Regions from separate parts of the Homo sapiens genome. Here region 2 is linked to region 1. The links are chromatin contacts, found by Hi-C or POLR2A ChIA-PET in ENCODE. All regions are on one chromosome and are shown on one strand. The core of a region is the stretch at or near the end of the contact, and the rest is flanking DNA. Distances in the headings are between cores, read along the strand shown.

The links. Hi-C counts contacts between places; a loop is a spot of excess contacts on that map. ChIA-PET counts read pairs that join two places held with the same protein, here RNA polymerase II (POLR2A). Pooled maps may share reads with other maps.
Region 2: a pooled map shows a loop between it and region 1 (3-fold over the local background). The contact joins the promoter of LINC02863 here to the promoter of CDC42SE2 in region 1. A Hi-C loop is called at or near these places in 4 of 37 single-sample maps with no recorded cell type and 9 of 50 pooled maps. POLR2A ChIA-PET finds 5 or more read pairs at or near these places in 1 of 52 experiments (GM10248).

Annotation. Positions count from the first base shown.
Region 1 is chr5:131,260,569-131,266,052 of GRCh38, reverse strand. It overlaps CDC42SE2 (CDC42 small effector 2), which reads right to left and starts at 2,000. Exons shown (of 5, transcript NM_001375635.1): 1 at 1,887-2,000. RefSeq lists enhancers at 721-1,538, 2,667-2,716 and silencers at 1,737-2,386, 2,417-2,466, 2,477-2,546.
Region 2 is chr5:132,423,834-132,429,317 of GRCh38, reverse strand. It overlaps LINC02863 (long intergenic non-protein coding RNA 2863), which reads left to right and starts at 2,608. Exons shown (of 2, transcript NR_186381.1): 1 at 2,608-3,036; 2 at 3,706-5,484. All of the region lies in intron 2 of CARINH (colitis associated IRF1 antisense regulator of intestinal homeostasis), which reads right to left. RefSeq lists silencers at 1,173-1,272, 1,583-1,662, 1,693-1,762 and enhancers at 809-1,393, 1,394-1,980, 2,683-2,882, 3,233-3,452, 4,063-4,182.

The DNA of each region.
Region 1 (5,484 bases), core at 751-3,250:
TCAAGTTTATATGCATTTATTTGTAAGTGGTGAACACAAGGACAAAATAAAATTCCTGAAATGAAGCTTTATTTTAAAACATTTCTTATAGAAAAGGAATCTACTGTTTATCTCTGGGGATTTTTAAAAACAGAAAATGTTATTACAAAGATTATTTACAGAAAACAGGACCAGAAGTACATTACCCTTCAATACACTGTACCAAAGTCTCCTAATAGGGACCAGGGAGATAATAAAAACACTAGCTTATTAAATGTCTTCCTCCCTTCATTTTAAAATGTAGACAGATTCTATTAAACTGACAATATAAAAGCTTAACCCAATAATTTTAGCTGTACAAAGTTACTTATTAACCTTTAAAGGCTGTTATGAATTTACACTTCCTGCAGTTCACCTGCCATCTTTCCCAACTGAAATAGCCACTAGGGGTTTAAGACAGTCACCACTTGCGACATCAATAATAAGGAAATAACTTTGCATTCAAGTTTAAGAAAAGGATAATTGCGGATTTTGCCTGTGCCCATAAACAGGTGCTTAATGAATATCTGTTGAGTAAATGGTGACATTTTATTATATTAGTGCAACATTAGCTTTTCCCCCCCTAAATTTAGAGTTCTCCCTTGCTCAAAAAGCAGCAAGACCATACCACAGTCCCTTCTCAAAAACACATAAACTCCTTTATTCATAATGAAACAGAAAGCTGGGTTTCAAAATACAATCCCACTCCCTCTTTATCTTCTCCATTATTTTTAAAGATTAGAAATAAGGCCTGTTTTTAAGAAACAGAAAATGTATACCAACTTCTCTCAAACCAAAAGAGAAAATCCAAATTTGATATATATTTTCTATGTTCATAATATTGAGAGTAAGAACGGACTGTTCATCAACAGTATGTTATGTGGGACAAAAACTAAAAAACGTATATCAAAAATACATACTGTTTGCCGACATTCTTTCCTTAATCATAATCAAGGAGTATGTGCCTAAATTTTACTAGATGTGAGATAAGCTTTGTCTGATATTTCAAGATTCATTCATTCAACAAATACTTTACTGAGCACGTACTATAAGCCAGGCCCTTCAACGAAACATTTAGATTTTGTAAACTGCACATCACCCCCCAAAATTCCCCTAAAAAAGCTTATCATTTAAAATAATTGCAAGCTAAAGAGGAATCCCCAATGTTGTTTCTTACACATAGTGAAGTCAGCGGATCGGGGCGCTTTTTCAGCTGTTAATGCGGCATCAAGGAGCCGCTACCTACCACACCCGTTGCCTAAAATCGCAACTTAAAGCTGCAAGCACTGGGTAAAACAACCTGTAAGAGTAGCTCAGCTCCCGCGACGAGGTAGCCAAGGGCTTTCAAGCCCGGGGCCCGGGGCGAACCGCGGCAGGACCCGCGGACTGAACGCGTCGGGCGCCTCAGGCGAAGAGTCGGAGCTCCGGAGCCAGGTGTCTTTGCTCCCCGAAACCCTCACCTAGAGACCCCGGGCCCTCCCCGCCCGCCCCTCGCACCACCCTCCCGACTTCCAGACGTGAAAAGTTGGGGGGAGGGGGGGGGTCTGCCTTTCCATTTTACATCAGGCGGTCAGTTGGCTGCCTCAGCTGTCCGCCTGCCGTGAATTCTGAACTGAGCGTGTAACCATTCCTCAGAGGAAACAGAAGAAAAACCAAAGGCAGGGTCCTAGGGCATGAGGACCTCGCCCAAACCTGAAATGGAAGACGCAGGCTCAGCCCACAGCCCGCAGCGCGCGGCTGGCAAGGCCGGGCCGCGCTCACCCCAGAGCCCTCAGGGACGAGGGTTCGGGGCTTCGGGACCCCGCCCAAGGGACCGAGAGGGCGAGGCGTGGCGGCCGACGCGCGACTGGGGCTGGCATTGCACTCACCGTCGCCTTTGTCTCAGCCGCCCGCTCCGGCCGCAGCCCCTCTCAGCGCCGGCTCCGCGGCTCCTGCCGCCCCAACGCCTGCAGCTGCGCTCCCCAGCGCGCTCGCAGCTTCCTGGCTCCCCCTCCCCGCCCAGGCTCGCGCGCGGGTTGGGCGGAGCGAGAGGCGGCGCGCGCCCCTAGAGCGGCCGGAGGGGCGGGCGCCGTTGCGCAGCTGCAGCGACCGCAGTGCTGGCCCCGCCCCCCGCCAGGCCCCGCCCCCGCCGTACCTCCGGCATGGGCGAATCGGCCGGCAGGCGATGGGACCCCCGGGATTCGAGCCGCGCGGGTTAGGAATTGGCCTCTGTAGCTAACGGACGCCTGAGATCCGGGACTGCAGCACTCGCGGGAAAGGACGCTCCGAAAGATGGCGACCAAACCTGGGCGGGAGCGTGGGGGAGCCCCTTCCCACCCCGGCCCGGGCCGCGGACATCCGTGCGGAGGAGCGACGTCTGCGCACGTTGTGGGGCGGTGGACGCGCACAGGCGAGGGTGGGTGGGTGGGTGCTGAGCGGTTGTGGGATGAGGGGTCTCTCAGTAGCGGTTGAGAGCCCATCCTCTGACCACTGCTTTTTCATGTAAAAGTCAGAATCGTTCAATCAGTCATTAACTGGTTTAAGGCTGGCTAAACCACCTGGTTTGAAATGCGTGAAAATTACACATGTACTAGACTTCTGTGATTCCTTTGGGTGTGTATTTTACATATCTCAGAAATCAGAAACATGAGTGCCCTATCTAGCAGCCAGCAGTCCACCAAAATGCCTACAAAACTTTATCGTAAGTTCAAAAGGATAGCGTAATGCCACTGAAGTAAGCTCTCGAACCTGTAAGTAATGTATGGTCTTCCCCATTCTAGGTTGATGGCGAGGATTTCTAGTTACTCAGGCCAAAAACTTTATATCATCCATAACTCCTCTCATACTCTCATTTTCACTTTCAATCTGTCAAGAAAGCTTGTTGGTTGTACCTTCAAAATAGAACAGAGTGGGCAACATAGCGAGACCCTGTCTCTACAAAAAAAAAAAAAAAAAATTACCCTGGTGTGTTGGCGTGTACCTATAGTTCCAGGTACTCTGGAGGCTGAGGCCAGGAGTTACGTTACAGTGAGCCATCATCAGGCCACTGCACTCCAGCTTGGGCTGGACAGAGTGACACGTGTTCCAAAAAAAAAAAAAATTCTCCATCTTTCCTACCTTACTATTTTTCCTTTCATCCCATGACACTTCCCACCTTGTAACAATCTTTATAATTCAGAGTCAGCCCTCCGCATCCATGGCTTCTGCGTTTCTGGATTCAACCAACCACAGATGGAAAATATTTGGGAAAAAAAACACAACAATTTAAAAATACAAATAAAAACCAATACAATATAACAGCTATTTACATAGCACTTACATTGTATTATAAGTAATCTATAGATAATTTATACAGGAGGATATATGTGGGTTATGTGCAAATACTATATCATTTTATATTAGAGACCTGAGAGGATTTTGGTACTGGTCGTGGTCCTAGAGCCAATCCCCCTCGGATACTGAGGTATGCCTGTATTTATCTGATATGTTTAGCTTTTAGTGTCTGCCTTCCCTAGTAGAAGCTGGGATTTTTGTCTGTTTTGTTCAACTGATGTATCCCAAGTCCCTAGAATAAATGAAAAATTTAAAAATTCCCTGAGATTAAAAAAAACTAAAGCAACAAAAAATGACCAATTTTTTTTATTTTAAATTTTCTCTTGGTTTCTGTTTCAGTTAACCATAAGATCTTTATCTACATCATACCATAAGCATTTTGATTTTCCAGTTACTGTGAGTACAGTGATGACCATTTACTTGACTTTTAATGCAGTTTTTTGACCAATGATACGCTACAATCCTATTTCACTGAATGAGAATAACATGATAGAGTAGAGGAAGGTTACATAAAGACTATTAATTCTAAAAATTTCCTAGAACAAAAAAAAAAAACCAGAAAATTCCCGAACTTGATATATGTGCTTGTAAGCCTCCCTTTGAATTACAAATGTAGTAACCTTGTGTGAATGCCTTAAGTAGTAAATTTTCTATCATTTACCTATAAAGGGTAGTATTCATTATGTAAACATTTATTTTCAGATTTTTCATATTTTGTAACAAAACATTACGTGATTGAATACCATGATCTAATTTCAGTTGCTATAGCTATTCATGCACCCTTCTCATCAGTTAAAAAAAAAAAAAAAGTCAATTAAGGACACAATGCCATTCAGTTGAATGACACTTTTTTTTTTTTTTTTTGAGACAGGGTCTCACTTTGTCACCCAGGCTGGAGTGCAGTGGCCTAATCTGTGCTATCTCGGCTCTCTGCAACCTCTGTCTTCCGGGCTCAAGTGATCCTCCCACCTCAGCCTCCCAAGGAGCTAGGACTACAAACGCACACTACTACACCTAGCTAATTTTTGTGTTTTTGGTAGACAGGGTCTCACTATGTTGCCCAGGCTGGTCTGAAACTCCCAGGCTCACACAATCCGCCCTCCTCGCCTCACAAAGTGCTGGGATTACAGGTGTAAGCCACGGTGTCTGGTCTGGATGATACTTTTTGTAGAGTATGTGTGCATAATTATTTGCTCAATGTTATATTCATAGCAGTCTCTTTACACATTTAATTTATCCTTTATGATTTAAAACAATTTAAAGCTACAGATTACATGTTACAATTTGATTTTTTATAAAATTAAATAGACTTTTGTTTATAAAAAAATTGACAATGTGTTTCATCAATGTTAATCTGTAGTTTGTAATTACAATAATACCAAATAAAATTTTTCTAGAGTCATTATGATGTATCTGTGCACTGTCCTTAAAATTGTTACCAAGTAAAATCTTATTCCAAAAGAAGGACAAGGGTAAAAAATAGACACTCTTCATAATTTATTCACATAATATACAGTGAAAATACCGATAAAAGTAAATGCAACTATTATAGTCCAGAAGAAACTGTTTTGCATTCCTATTAGTCCATAACAAGTGGAAACATTACACCAAAAACAACAGGAAGGAACATGTTGTTCTAACCAACTGCTAAATAGCCTTGAGCTCATATAACAGCCACATTGGCCTGATTCTGCAATCTTTTACTTAAATAAATTTTCCTTAAAATTTTTAAAGCAAATGGATTTTCCCTAAAAGTATACTATTAATTTTTGTTTTTGTTTTGTTTTTGAGATGGAGTCTTGCTCTTGTTTTCCAGGCTGGAGTGCAATAGCACTATCTTGGCTCACTGCAACCTCTGCCTCCCAGGTTCAAATGATTCTCCTGCCTCAGCTTCCCAAGTAGGTGGGATTACAGGCACCTGCCACCACGCCCGGCTAATTTTTCTATTTTTAGTTGACACAGGGTTTTGCCATGTTGGCCAGGCTGGTCTCGAACTCCTGACCTCAGGGGATCCGCCTGCCTCGGCCTCCCAAAGTACTGAGATTACAGGTGTGAGCCACTGCACTCGGCCTATTAATTTTTTTTTTTTTTTTTTTTTGAGAGAGCGTCTCGCTCTGTCACACAGGCTGGAGTGCAGTGGTGCAATCTTGGCTC
Region 2 (5,484 bases), core at 1,359-3,858, 1.2 Mb before region 1:
AACAGTGACTCATAAACTCAGTGTCCTTTCCTCCAGCCTTTACCAGCTGCTGACTTGGCCCCTTAGGAATCTGTCTTCATTCCGCAAGCTATTCTCCAGTGTCTGGTTCAGGCTCTAGAGCAGAGCATTCCAGGCTTTCTGTGATTCCTGGCCACCTGTTCCATCTCCAAGACCCTCCAGCATCCTTCTCTCATTTGCTTACCCTACCCTCCAGGCCTTTGCACAGGCCACTCTCTGTGCCTGGGACATACATTCTCCTTCTGGCTAACCTTCCGCAGCCTCCAGGACCTCTCAGGTGTCCTCTCCTCTGGGAGCCCTGCTGGACTGCCCACGGGGAGTTGGGAAGCCCTTCTGTATGCTCCTGTTAGCCCTCTTTGATTCTCTCACTCACAGCACTTCCACACTGTCTTGGTTTCCTGGCTCATCTCTCCCAACACACTGGACACCCCTTGAGAAGAGACTTGACATATTCATCTTGATTTTAATGCCATCCGGCAAAATTCCTGGCACTCAGAGGGCATGCAATAAAACTTTACTGAATGAAGGTTTAGCGCGTAATTCAGAAAATAAGCAAGAAAGTGTCACAAACACCAAAGCAAGTTAACCAAGCTATATGTTCTAGAACATTCTTCCTCTCCTCCTGTCACTCTGGCTCTCCTGCGCCTACAGCAGACAGGACAGAGTCTGCTCTTTCACCTGCTCTTTTCTAGTCTTTTCTTTCAGGTATCCCCTGAAATGCCACTTCCTCAGAGGCTATCCTTGACTACCCAATCCAAAGCAGTCACTCAGTCACTTGATTACACTTCAGTCTATTTTAATTTGTTAGAGAGCACTTACTGCTAGCACCAATGTTTTATTTCTGTGTTTTCTTTCTATCTCCACCATTATGCTGTAGCTCCATTTGAGTAGGGACCTTGTCTGTTCACTACTGTATGCCCAGCATCTAGTACAGTGTGTGGCAGAGAGTCAAGTGTTCATTAAATACTTGTTAAATGAATGCATGCCACTGTTACTGCATGCTGAGTTAATTTGATGTATGGCTTCTATCACTGCTATCAGATTAGGTGCTCTAGAGAAACTCAGAAAGGGCTGAGTCTCCTTATGACATTGCAGGGTGGGAGGGGGACCTCAGTTCCCTTCCTAGGCCTAAGTGGGATATGCTGCCTGCTTGCAGCTTCCTTGTGGCCTGGACTTCCCCATGGAGGCCAGATGCTGAGCAACCCCAGCCCATGTGTCTGAAGGCTCTGAATACCGAAATGTTCCTCTAGCTTTCTGTGAGAGCAGTTGGAGCTGCCCATTGCCTACACTGATAGAGGAATGTGCCCAGGGCTCCTGGCTGGCCTGGCACCCAGCAGGAGGCAGGCACAGTGGCCAGCACGGTGAGGACACATCACACTTCTTCTTTTTCCCATATCCCTATGCTGAGAGTGCATGCAGCTGCCTGGCTGGGAGCAGAAACTGGCCTCACTTTCTGGGGCCTGCTGGGCAGACAATGCAGCTCTCTAGCTGTGCCACAGAACAGGGCAAATCTTTACTAGCTGTGGACTCACTCCCTGCCCCTCCCATTCCTGCAGAAATTGCTCTACCAGCTCAGCAGAGGGCCAGGTCTGGAATCTCTCACCTGTCCCTGGCCCTTCCTTTAAGCCCTCTGGTTTACTGGAAATCATAAACTGTGAGACACAGCCTTTATCACACCCTGAACAGTTCACTCTTAATATTTAATGCTGGAGGCTAAAACAACCAGGGACACTGGAGGCCTCCTGCTTACTCTCAGTGACTGATGTTTGCACCTGGTAATTGAGGTCAGGTTGCTTCTCTTAAGTCACATGATTTGCATCAAAGCAGGAAGGTGTCGGGGCCACTTGTTGCAAAGAGACCAGGAGGCGATCCCAGCAACGCTGCAAACCAGCTTTGGCAGCAAAGGCTGTGCTTTCATGGGAGCCAGCCCTAGGAGTGTGGAGCTGGGCTGGCAGCTGGTAAATGACCCTCTCGGGGCCTGAATAAACCCTAGCTTTTCACTCACAGCAAACTCAGGATGCCTTCCTCCCTCTAAAAGACCTGCTGAATTGAGTCACTTTCAATCCTTTCTGGAGTAGGATGGGGCATTAGTTAATTAACAAATTAATTAAGCATGCTAAATAGTCACCCAGAAGATACTGGTCACTTAAGGGTCTCCAAATCACAGTATAGGTCCCACCCTACCCAGACACCTAATCTTGTTTCAGGGTTTGCTTGACCTCAGGCATTTATCTCCTGGTTGTCATGGAATCTGCTCAGATAAACAGCAGCACACCAACCTGGCCCCTCTGCCAGCCTCAGATCCTTCTAAGGCAGTGGAGCTCCCTGGTGGCCACCAGCCACCCGGGCTCCAGGCAGCCCAACACACACTCCCATGCTGAGGTCTCTCGCATGACCTCTCTAGGCACACAGTAGGTGCTCAGTAAATGCTGTGGCATGAAGGACCCTCCTGGAGTGTCTGAGTTCTCAGGCTTCAAGGCCCCTAGATAAGCAGATTTCTCTCCCCTATCACCATAGTCACCCCAGGGACTGCAGGGCAGGCCGAAATCAGCCAGTGACTCAGCTCCTTGGGCAATTCAGCTGGCCCACAGACCACTTCCTCTGCTCCCCAGCGCCGGATGGATGCAGATCTGTGAGTAAGGAGCCAGCTGCAGGCAAGCAGCTCGAGGGCAGGTGGGCATGATGTCTGGCTACCACTCGCACTGGACGCCACACACACAGCCAGGGTGGCAGAAGGCCCCACCTGCCATGTGCCAGTGGGACACCACCCTCATGGTCTGCGTTTCCAGGTTTCCAACTAAGGACTGAGCACACTCTCAACATGGACCTCCTAACTGCTCTCGAGGATGGACAGCTGGCCTCAAGGGAACACTGCAAAGTGGCTCTAGGAAGAAGCCACTGTCCCTCCAGACCATAAAAATGGCTACCAAGGGCAGAGCCAGCAGCTTTCGCTGTAAAGTTTCTCAAGAAAATCACAGATATTCCCCTCTGTGATGTTCAGCTCAGCCTGGAAAGGAGGTAAGAAAGACCAGACTACCTGATCTCTCAAGGTCACCAAATTCAACCACTGTCCTGTTTAAAAGCGGGTAGTACAGAGGCCAGTGTGGGCTCTGGAATGAGACATGTGAAGCCCGGGTCTGCTGGGTCTGCTGCACGGTAGCAGTGTAGTCTTAGGCATTATTGAAACTCTGTTTCTAAATCTGGTTATGTGAATGAAAGGGGCTAATTTATGTAACACTTTTAGTATACTAAGCCCTCAATATAGTTTAGCTACTTAACTATTGTCTTCTTTGAAGGACGCTGAACTAAACAGAAGAGAAACAGGGAAATAAACAGCATGGCAACCTACATCAACAGAAACTTAATTATTCACCCTGGATAACTGAGTGTGTGAGTGTGACTGCAAATAACAATATAGCAAAGAGAAGTTTGAGATCTTTGGCTCAGTCATTCTAGAATCCTGAGTCACAGCAAATGCACAGCCTCCATGAGGCTGAGCCACACATGAAAGCTGCTTCCACCCACAGACTGGTAGAGGCCACTGACATGCTTAACGATGATGATGATGATAAAAATAGCTACCACGGGCTACCACGTGCACACACATGTTAAGCAGTTCAAACAGGTTATTTTGTTTAATTCATACCACAAATCTTTGAGGTAAGTATTCTTGTTCCCGTTTTATAGAGGTAGAAACTGAGAGTTGAAGAGGCTGAATAATTTCTCAAGCACACTCCCAACTCGACCACCCACAAGCAAAAAGGCAGAGCTGGGATTCAAACACAGGTATGACTGTGTGTGGACATCTCCCCTGTGCTATGCTCCCTGAAGGAAAATTCTAAGTGGTGTTGTTTCTGGGAGAAATCTACCTGTGTGGTCTTTAAACCTACTCTGACAGGAGCAAGGGCCACCACTCTGTATCTAAGACCACTGGGAACAGTCTTCAGGCAACAAGGTGACCAGGGCAGCTGCAGAGGGTATCTATGCCCCTGCCCCCTAGCGCAAAAGTCTGTTTCTCTTTCCAAATGGCCCGCTGGGAGCAACTATTTAGGGAGACCATACCTCCTCCCACACTCAGTTCCCAGGCCTGAGCCACAGAGTCCTGCCACAGGAGGGAGGACCTGCCTGTCCTGCTCCCTCCCCACTCCAGGTTCCTGGAGGCCTCTGTGATGATTCCCCAGGAAGGACTACAGGATCTGGCAGGCAGCAGGTGGCGGTGGGAGGAGGAGAGTCCTGGGAGCACAGCACTCCTAACCCCCTCTGCCTCTCACAGAACAAAGAGGGAGTCATGCCATGTCCCCTGCTCCCACAAATGCCCCACCCAGAGGGGCTAATGCCTAGGATTGAGGGTCTTGTGTGCTGAGGAAGTCCTGTCCCCCAATCCCCTACAAAAGCCAGAACCAGCTACTAAGGGGTTAGACACAGACAGAACTGTCTATATTAACATTTCCTCCTAAAAAACAACAGGAATCCTGGGGAAAGACCACTGGCCTGGGACTCCATGAGCCCTGGCTTCTATCTCTGGCTTTATCAGGTGACCATAGGCAAGTCACCTAGCCTCCATGGTCTAGGCTCTCCTGCCTGTTGGGTGGGAATCATTACATATCACAATCATTACAGCTGACCTTCAGGGAGGCTGTACTCTGGGTCAGGAATTGTGTTGGGTGCATTATCATATTTATTCTCACAGCACCCTTTGCAGTAGCTACTATTTTCATACCCATTCTCAGATGAGGAAACTGTGGAACAGGCTGGTTAGGGGACATGCCCAAAGTGACAAACTTAGCAAAGGTGGACCTGGCACTCAGTACCACATCTGTTTTTCCATGCTCTTAACCACTGTAACATACAGAGCCCTTTTACAGAGATCAAGGACAGAGGTAAAAGTGTTTTGAAAGCAAAAAAAAAAAAGTGGGGAGGATGCATAAAATAAACATAAATCACCCCCTGCCCCGCCCAGACATAATTCAGGGAAGAGTCCTAACCCCCAAGAACCTTCTGTGGAACTTATTCGCAACATCAGAGACCTCCAACATAGAAATGACCCTCAATAAGTCATTCCTCTTTCCCTTCAGGCAGGAATAATATAACTAACTGAATTATACAGGTGAGACCACGAAGGTCAAGCAAGGGTGACCAGCTTAGGCCCCTGGCTGGCAGGTAAGGAGGAGACTGACCCCAGCCTCCTGGCTCCTAGGGGAGGAAACAGTGATGACAAAGGCCCCTTTGCATGGCCAAGGTGGAGCCCTTTCTACCAAAGTTTAAACGTTTTAGTATAATATCCAAGTGCATCTTTTCCAACCTTAAAAACATATTTAATTTCCTTATAAAGCTGGTTGGCACTCTCCTCCTCCTCCAAAGCTCTGTATTAGGCAGGGTTCATAGTTGTAGACAACAGAATGAACAGTGGTTAGTTCAGCCAGAAAAGGGATGATATAGGAGGATACTGGGTTGATCAAAGGCTCT